Linked DNA regions of Homo sapiens: region 1 is linked to region 2. Evidence: chromatin contacts called from ENCODE Hi-C or POLR2A ChIA-PET data. All regions are on one chromosome and are shown on one strand. Each heading gives the region's core, a stretch centred on a gene start or an enhancer-like site at or near the end of the contact. The rest is flanking DNA. Distances are from core to core; before and after follow the strand shown. Region 1 overlaps CEP128 (centrosomal protein 128). Region 2 holds the start of DIO2 (iodothyronine deiodinase 2).

Region 1 (4,106 bases), core at 1,016-3,515, 360 kb after region 2:
AAAACGTAAGAAGAGTCTTCTATCTTTTCCACATCTTAGAAGCTTGAAGAGTATAGAATAATTCTGGCAACTTCTCTGGGACTTAGGGACCATGATGGACATATACTTTTCAAAAAGAAAAACCCACATTGAGGACTCCCTACCATCACTATTGTAAAATACAAAGCCTGTCTTCTGGAAGAAAAATCCACTCAACTTCACCCAAAGAGACCACTGCATGGCGTTCTTCCTTCCAAAGTCAACTCTGTTTAATCCACACTCACAGTTTACCTGCTACTTCCTAAATAAACCCTATAGAATGAAATACAAATATATATATTTTTTCTCCTCAGCATTTCCCCATGACAATCCATTACGTTTTAAAAATTTGTCAGTCATTTTAAATAATTAAAAGAGCTAGAAGTCATTTTATTTGAAATTATTTGAATACATTTAAAATAGTATTCTTTGCCAAACTTTAAGATAATGAAAAGGGAAAGGCTTTGATTAATCATCACACACAAAAGGTCAGCATTTCTTACAGTGATTTAAAAAAAATTCAAACAAAATCAAGACAAAAATCACTATCTCAGTGTAGCAACATCAAAAAAAGCTTTAAAATGTAGCATAAGTTGGCTTTGAATATACCAAATGCATCTGTGATTTATATATAAAATTGTATGCTATCTATTAAAAGTCAGTGAAAGAAGTTTGTCTATACATCAAATACTCCAGGATGGGTGGCATTGGAGCAGCTTGCACTGGTTTCCCAATCATCCTGTGTTCACTGTAACCATCATTAGATACCTGTAGTCAATTTCTGTTCATTCATTTCACTGGCTGCTTATGTGCCTTTTCAAACAACCTACTTCAGCGTCTAAAATAACACAACACACATATTGAAGAAAAAAAAAACAGCGAGGCTTAAAGATTTTGTCTGAAAAGTTGTCAAGGAAAAAAAAAAAAACCAACATTTTGACTTAGGAAGAAAAGCCAATTTAAAGTGATATGTCATGTTCTAGCCTACAGGGAAGCCCAATAATGGTCCTTGTTGCCTGATTTTCAACCTGGGTGTGGCAAATCTCTGATAGAACCAGAAGCAGAAACAATCACAGGATTTAAAAACAGACTCAAGGTGGTTGATCCACATTTCCAATATGTTCTGTCATTTACTACTATTGCCTTGACAGAGACCTGAGGGCAGCCAGTTGTTCTTCTGTAGCTTTCTTCTGCTGTGTTCTCTGGTGGGTGTTTTAGTTTGTGGTTTTATTATGAGGAGATTATTGACCATTATACTTCAGTTTTGACATTGTTCAGGAAAGGCTGCGGTTGTATTTATATTGAAGTGGGGTATGTGTACGGGTTTGTGGGGTGAAGAATACAAGTGGGGAAAACAAAGAAGATGAAGAGAAAGATACAGAAATGGGGGTCTATTGGTTTGTTGGGACAGATTTCAGACTGGAAAATGCAGCCTGAGCGGCAAGGTAGGGTTTTATTTAAAATCCCTATACATACTTCTAGGTAGCTATATGAAACTGACACCAAAAATTCTGAGACTACCCTTTAAATTTCAAATCACGAAGCAAAGCTATGAGCTTTCTTTTCCTTATTTTCCTTTAAAATAATCATTTCAAGATTCTTCCTTTAAAGCACAACGTAATGTGGTACATAGGTGTGTGCTACAGAATATCACTACAGACAAAATGAAGGGCAAGAGACAGAATTATCTTTCTCCAGGGACTGTCAAATTCTCCAGTGAAACTGCTCGTAACAGGTAACAAAGGTGAGTGACATCTGGACTGGAGAACAACTAAAGATTATTTGCAGATAAAATAAAGACTATGATGGTGGCTAGGGGCAATGCAAAGGACAACCAGTGCAATTTCAGATGCTGACTGTCCCCACAAAGAGATGGAGAAAGAGGAATTGAGGAGTACCAGGAGAAGGCCAACAACTCAGAAACCAGCACACCATATATTTTTCAAGGATTTACATTTAAAAAAAAAAAAGTACACGACACCAGTCGTGAGGTTAGTCATGTATCAATGGCATATGCCCTGAACTCCTATGCAAATCATATTGCAAGAATGATTATGGCATAATTTATGAGCAGGCTTGTGTCATGCAGAACTTGTGGAAAATAAGAGGGTATGCTTTCATTTTCAGGTACACAAAGGGTTGTGTATCTGACTGCCACTGAATATAGTTGGTCTAATGAGACTCCCTGAGGCTGACATCTCCTTTGTTTCCCCGAAGGGCACATATCTCCTAGGCTTCTAGGTGAAAAAGTTTACAGAGAAACCCATATAACCACAGAATCCTTCCTCCCACGCCGTGTTCTCCTGAGTCTTTAAATTACAGCACTGGATTGTTAACTATCATGCATGTCACACAGCTGAGTCATTAAATGCTACAAGTAAATAGTCCACCTTTGGAATTAATGACTTACCTTTGGGCAATTCCAGTAATCCACATCATAATTTACATGCAGAGTCATTTACAGGAACTAATGCACAAGGAACATTGTAATGGAGACTCTTTCTTGCCCGTCACTCTCATATTCTTTCTGTGTGCTTCTGTGTTCAGTTACCCCTCAGCATTCTACACTAGAGGGGCTGCTGATGAGGATGATCAACATCGAAGCAGAAAGTCTTAAACTAATACAATGGCTGAGATGGGGTAGCTTTTTCTTGCTTCTTAATTCAGTTTGACTGAGATTAAAACTATTATTAATCTCCATTTCCCAACACACACGCGCAGGTAAGAAGGGAAATGTAGCTAAACAATTTAAAGTAACCAGATTATCTGCCCTCTGATTATCATTGGTACACTCTTCTTTCTAAGAACAACGAGGGGAAAAAAAAACCAACAACTAAGTTTTTAGCTGCACTTCTGGGAAGCATACATGAAGGCTGACTTATCCTATATGCACTAAAATAAAGCAGATGTATATTAACTGTTCAGTCCCAAATATCCTAAATATTCCTACCTATGAAATACTTAACTGCTTTTTCTTCAAACTGAGCTTCACTCTGATTTCTCACTGCAGTCTGACTAGCATCTTCCCAAGGTGGAAGTTTAAACAGTAGCTTCGGCTGTTTGAGAGAGATGTGAGTTATGAAAAAGAGTTGGAAAGCTCTATTATCTTAAAGTAATTGAAAATGTTATAAATAGTAATAGCTATAAAAACAGCACTAATTTGACTATAATAATTTCAAACAAATTTCTAAATTTCTGCATTTAGAGAAAATGATATGATGTAGTACTTTTAAAATGGTCCCCCAAATAATTCCTTACCCAAATTAAAGTCACAAATTTCAGGGACATTATTACTTTAAATCTAAAACATTTTACTTTTCAGGACTATAAATAAAGAGTAGTGATTTAGCTCAAAGCATCCTCAACTGTATTGCTTTCAAAATCATCCCTGGAAGTAAGTGATCTTAAATTCCAAAGTCTATGAAATGAAGGAATAAATTGGATGAGAGTTTGTTAATAGCCTCACCTGGGCAGTTTTCGCCGGTAATGACAGCTACTCACAACCTTACCTGTGGATAATGGAATGCTGATACAGTGTGGTTGTAGGAGTTCAGAAAAGTCTGATTACTCAAAATTATACTTTCTTTCCATTTACCAAATTATTTCAAATTCTACCAACAGAAATTTATTCTTTGAGGAAAAATTCAAAAAAATATTCTTATTAGACTCTCCCTATGCCAGTTAACAGTTAAACTAGTTCATTCTAAAGCAGGGGTAAGCAAAGTCCAGGCAGGCACCTGTTTTTATAGGCCCATGAACTGAAAGTGGTCTTTACATGTTTATTTGGTTGAAACCAATCAAAGCAAGGATAATATTGCATAACATAAAAATACTCTAGACAGGTTGGTCAGCTTACATCCCTATGAAGAGGTAACATTTGAGCTGAAACCTAAAAGAAGGAAATGAGCCAGCCACTGAAAGAGCTAAAGGAAAAGTATTACCGAGAGAGGCAGATGCAGAGATCCTGGGATAGGAATGGGTTTCCTTAATTTTAAGAACAAAAGGGACACTGGTATGTGTTATGGCTATTAACGAAAACATCCCTTTATATTACTAGTACCATAAAAATCAAAACTATTTATTGTAAG
Region 2 (4,152 bases), core at 372-2,871:
GTCCTGAATTCTTTGTAATTTTACAAGTTACTTCTTCTCTTTTCTTGGCGCATGGTTTTAGTTTTCTAGTGTTTATTTATGGAGGATGCATTCCCTTGCGTCTCTATTATTTCGAGTTCCCCGTCTCTGGTTCTAAGGTGCTGCCTGCCTAAAACACACCACTTCACTGAACACCTGGCTTCTATATTCCTCTAAAATACAGATGTACAGTTGCTTTTTCTGGCATCTTGGGCAAGGTCCCACAACACTTTTAGGGAAACCAAGATTGTCTATTTTGATAACTACTTTTGCCAAAATAGTTCATTCTTCTCAAGCCTGGTTGAGGGGGTGGAGGGGACCTTTAGAAGTCATATGGGCATAGCAGGTGGGGGAAAACTGACAAAAGACCAGGGCGAAAATCATCCTCTGTGCCCCTGAAGATCTTAGTTGAAAATGCTCTACTAACATCTCTCACCAGCAAAAAGCCTGGAACACAGTATTTTTCACTTAGAAACTAAGATCACTACCTCTGATTTTGAGAGAGCAGCCCCTGGGCACTACCTGAGCAGGTAAGGGAGACCACTGCTCTAATGCTCATAACAGCTCTGAGATTTAATGAATCACAGACCCATCATCTCTTTCTAGGGCAACGTATTTTATTTTTGAGAAACAAAGTAAAGGAGGCTTCCCTTACAAATGCTGGATTTCTGACAGCTAGTTTTCAGACTTTTCTTTCGCAAGTTGATATCTAGTAACTCAGGATCACTGCCTGAAAATCGCTTCCAAAGGGTTCAAATTTGAATCAATGTAGAGGAGGTGGCACACAGCTGCTTGCTTTCATTAACTCTTACCTCTACCAGAAACCAAGCAGCTATGATGCCCAATCACAATTTCTATGACCACTTTCTTATCTTGTCAACTCTCTGAGAGTTCTGAGTAGCATTTCTCATTTCTTGCTTTTCAGTACCCACCCCTCGAACATACTTCCTCAGTGTACCTCAGCCTCCCATCAAGCAAAAAATCAAAATTCCAGTTTATGGCAAGAGCAGAATAAATGCAGCAGTCTCCTCTTCTCCATCATTTTCTGACTTTTCCCAAGTTATCGTACCAGCACAATGCCTTCTACTCCCAAATCACAGCAAGATATTAATAACCCTTAGTAGAAAGATTCCTTATTAGGTCACACAGAGTCATTATGGCTTAATAGCTGTCACCCTCCCAAGCTAACCTGTGCAACAGGTGTGGAAAGTAAACTTAGAGGCTCACTTGGCAACCCCACAAATAGGGCTTCACAGCTCTCCCCCCAATGCTCCCAATGGCCTCTGGTCCCCAGCATATGAGCCCCTGCCCCTGTAGACCTAGGGAGAAGCCCTTCTCAGCTCAGCTCACCTGTTTGTAGGCATCGAGGAGGAAGCTCTTCCAGACGCAGCGCAGTCCCTCTGAGGTCAGCATGCGCCGCCACTCTCCGCGAGTGGACTTGGAGCGGCTCAACAGCAGCACCACGTGCTTGAGCAGAATGACCGAGTCATAGAGAGCCAGGAAGAGGCAGTTGGAGAAAAAAACTGGCAGAATTTGCAGTGTGATCAGCAAGTCTACGCTGAGGATGCCCATCTTCTCTGCCTCCTGAGTCAGTTCCCTTGTGCGCTCTGGTTCCCCTTCACCCTCTTATTTAAAAGGGGGGTGGTGATAAAGGGGGTGGGGGAGGTAAGGGGGAAGGTTGGGGGTTGGGGGAGAAGGGGAAAAAAAACTAAATTAAAAGGAAGCCCAAGTTGTCTCCTCTTTCAAAGAAGCAGAAATGGCAAGACTAAGTCCAGTCTCTCCAGCCCAGCAGTTGGAGTGTGCCCATCAATTCATTCAATTCGGAGCTGCTGCCTTTTTTTTTTTTTTTTTTTTTTTTTCAGGATTTAAGATGTTAAAAAAAAAAAAAAAAAAAAAAAAAAAAAGCTGGCGTACTCGTCCCTAATCCAGTTACCTCTGTCAGAGTCCGTTAAAGACAGGCAGTTCTACTTTCATTTCCAAGCACCTATGAGACTGTGGCAGAGATTTTAAAATTTTCTTTAGCCTTTCATTGTCTCTATGCTCTTTAAACGTAGCCTGTTTCTTTCTTGAATTGCCAGAGTTTTTTTTTTTTTTAAATGTGCTTTAAGGGTAGTTTTTTTTTTTTCTTTCTTTACTCCGTTTTACACACACTTTCTGTGCTTCTCTTTCTCCCAGTCTCACTCTCTCCCTTCCCCAGGAGCGACTGACTCCTCTTTTTTCTCACTCTCTGTCTTTCCCTTCTTGCTATCTGTCTGTGGTGCAAAGTGCCTCTCTCTGCAGCCCAGTGAGTCTCCCTGACGCCTTTTATACATTCCCTGGCTAATTGCTGCAATAGAGAAGTGAAAGCCTAATCTTGGTAAAGATCTTGACGTCATTGAGAAAGAGGGCTTTACTTTGGCCAGGATTGCAGTGAATAGAAAAGCAAAACTCGACAACTTTTTTTTTTTAGAAGGGGTTGGGGAGAGACAGTGGAATTTTGCTTTGTGATTTAAAGAGAGAAAAAAACTAATACCCTTGACAGCCTTCAGGAAATGCTTCCAAACTTTGGGAAAAGTAATTTAATATAATGTGCAGATTGATATGGCCAACACTCTCTCTTCTGATTATCATTATCATTAATTTATGAGGGGTTTTGGAAAGAAAGGATCCTGGAAGGCAGGTAGAAAAAAGGAAGAGTTATCACAGGCGGTCTTTGCTCTGTTTCTTGGAAAATATGAACATTTATATACAATCTTTATACCTTTATACCATGACTCCAACCCTTTGTAAGATCTGTGACCTAGGTCCTTTAAATTTTTTTGAGTCATTATCTTATTTAAGAAAATGCAAAATGAGTTGTAGGTGGAAAACTTGTAAACTATTTGAGTACCATCCCAGCATTTCTTTAAAGCTTCTTGCAGAAACTTGAATACAGGTTTCTTTTTAGTTTTACCCAAGCTTCTAATGAAAAAAAAAAAAAAAATCCAAGTTCCTCCAGACAGGGAAGGAGCTAGGCGACATTCTTTTAGCTTCATTTTGCAGATAAAATTAAAACTTTCCATTGAATAGCATTAAGAAGCCATAAGGCTGAGAAATTATTAATGAAAGCTCTTTAAATTTGGTGTTTCACCTGCTTCTGTTAGCATAACCCCTAAGAGACCTGATACTTTAAGGAATCTTCCTTTTTGTTTGAAAAAAATTTTAATTAAATGTATGGGAAGTTAAGAGCCGACTGAATTGGTTCAAGGTGCCACATTGACCATTGTTCATTGGCTTGCCTCTCCCATGAGTCTTTAGGACAGGTATTTAGGCAGACAATGCTTTGGCAGAATGGCATGACCCCCACTTTATTCTACTTTTTCATCCTGTGTTACCTAATAGATCACTGAGTTTTCTCAGTGATAGATACTGAGTTTTAGATACTGGGTAATAGATAGCTGAGTTTTCTATGTAGCCAGAGCTTAGGCATAAGCTAAGCAGTAGGTGCAAGCTTGTGGTTAGCGTATTGCGTATTTTTTCCATGTGGCTAAAACCTTCATGATCACAGAAATAATTTAAAAGCCTAGACAAGAGTCATTAATTTGTCGTCCTGTTAGCTGAATTCTGCATATTAATGCATTTTGTTTGGTTGGCAGGTTGCTTTTTTGCCTTTAAAAAAACAATAATCAAAAAAGAATGCCTTTAGGTTCCGTGAGAGCAGGGATTCTTGTCCACTTTGTTCACTGCTACCTCCCCAACACCTAGAACCATGCTTGGCGCACAGTTGGCTCATTGAGGACGTCCTGAATGAATGAATGAACAGGGCATGTAGAGGGCCTCTGCATTGCTCTACACTAGGGGGCACCATTCACATACAATATGATGTGAATGGGGGTGCCCTGGAATTGTAAAACGTGGTGGCCTTGTGCAATGCCCTCTCTTGTGACACAACCCTCAGCATTCCCTACAAATTCTTTCATTTTTTTCATTAGTTTGGCTCCTAATGAGTTTTGAATTTGCATCTCATGGACGAAATTGTTAAAAGACTTCAAAGCTTAGAAAAATAATATAAACCACATAGAAAAATTACACCTTCCCTATGACTAGCATACAATGTTAGCAAAATAATATTACTAATATATGCAATGTACATTTACTGCATGTATCTTCTCAAAC

What was found. A loop is a pair of places that touch in the nucleus more often than their neighbours do. ChIA-PET counts read pairs that join two places held with the same protein, here RNA polymerase II (POLR2A). Pooled maps may share reads with other maps.
Region 1: a loop to region 2 is called in a map of PC-9, with 5 times the contacts of the local background. The contact joins the enhancer-like site here to the promoter of DIO2 in region 2. A Hi-C loop is called at or near these places in 2 of 168 maps with a recorded cell type or tissue (PC-9 and esophagus squamous epithelium) and 1 of 50 pooled maps. POLR2A ChIA-PET finds 5 or more read pairs at or near these places in 1 of 52 experiments (K562).

The regions. Positions count from the first base shown.
Region 1 is chr14:80,565,971-80,570,076 of GRCh38, forward strand. The region is part of intron 20 of CEP128 (centrosomal protein 128); the gene reads right to left. Among named protein-coding and RNA genes, the nearest start is that of DIO2, 360 kb to the left of the region's middle. Within about 2 kb of position 2,266, at least 3 of the 41 ENCODE cell types and tissues checked have a DNase peak (open chromatin) inside an H3K27ac peak, as active enhancers do; they include PC-9, where a contact is called at or near this core.
Region 2 is chr14:80,209,883-80,214,034 of GRCh38, forward strand. DIO2 (iodothyronine deiodinase 2) reads right to left here and starts at 1,622. Exons shown (of 2, transcript NM_013989.5): 1 at 1,369-1,622. The coding sequence starts at 1,590. DIO2-AS1 (DIO2 antisense RNA 1) reads left to right here and starts at 1,537. Exons shown (of 9, transcript NR_038355.1): 1 at 1,537-1,606.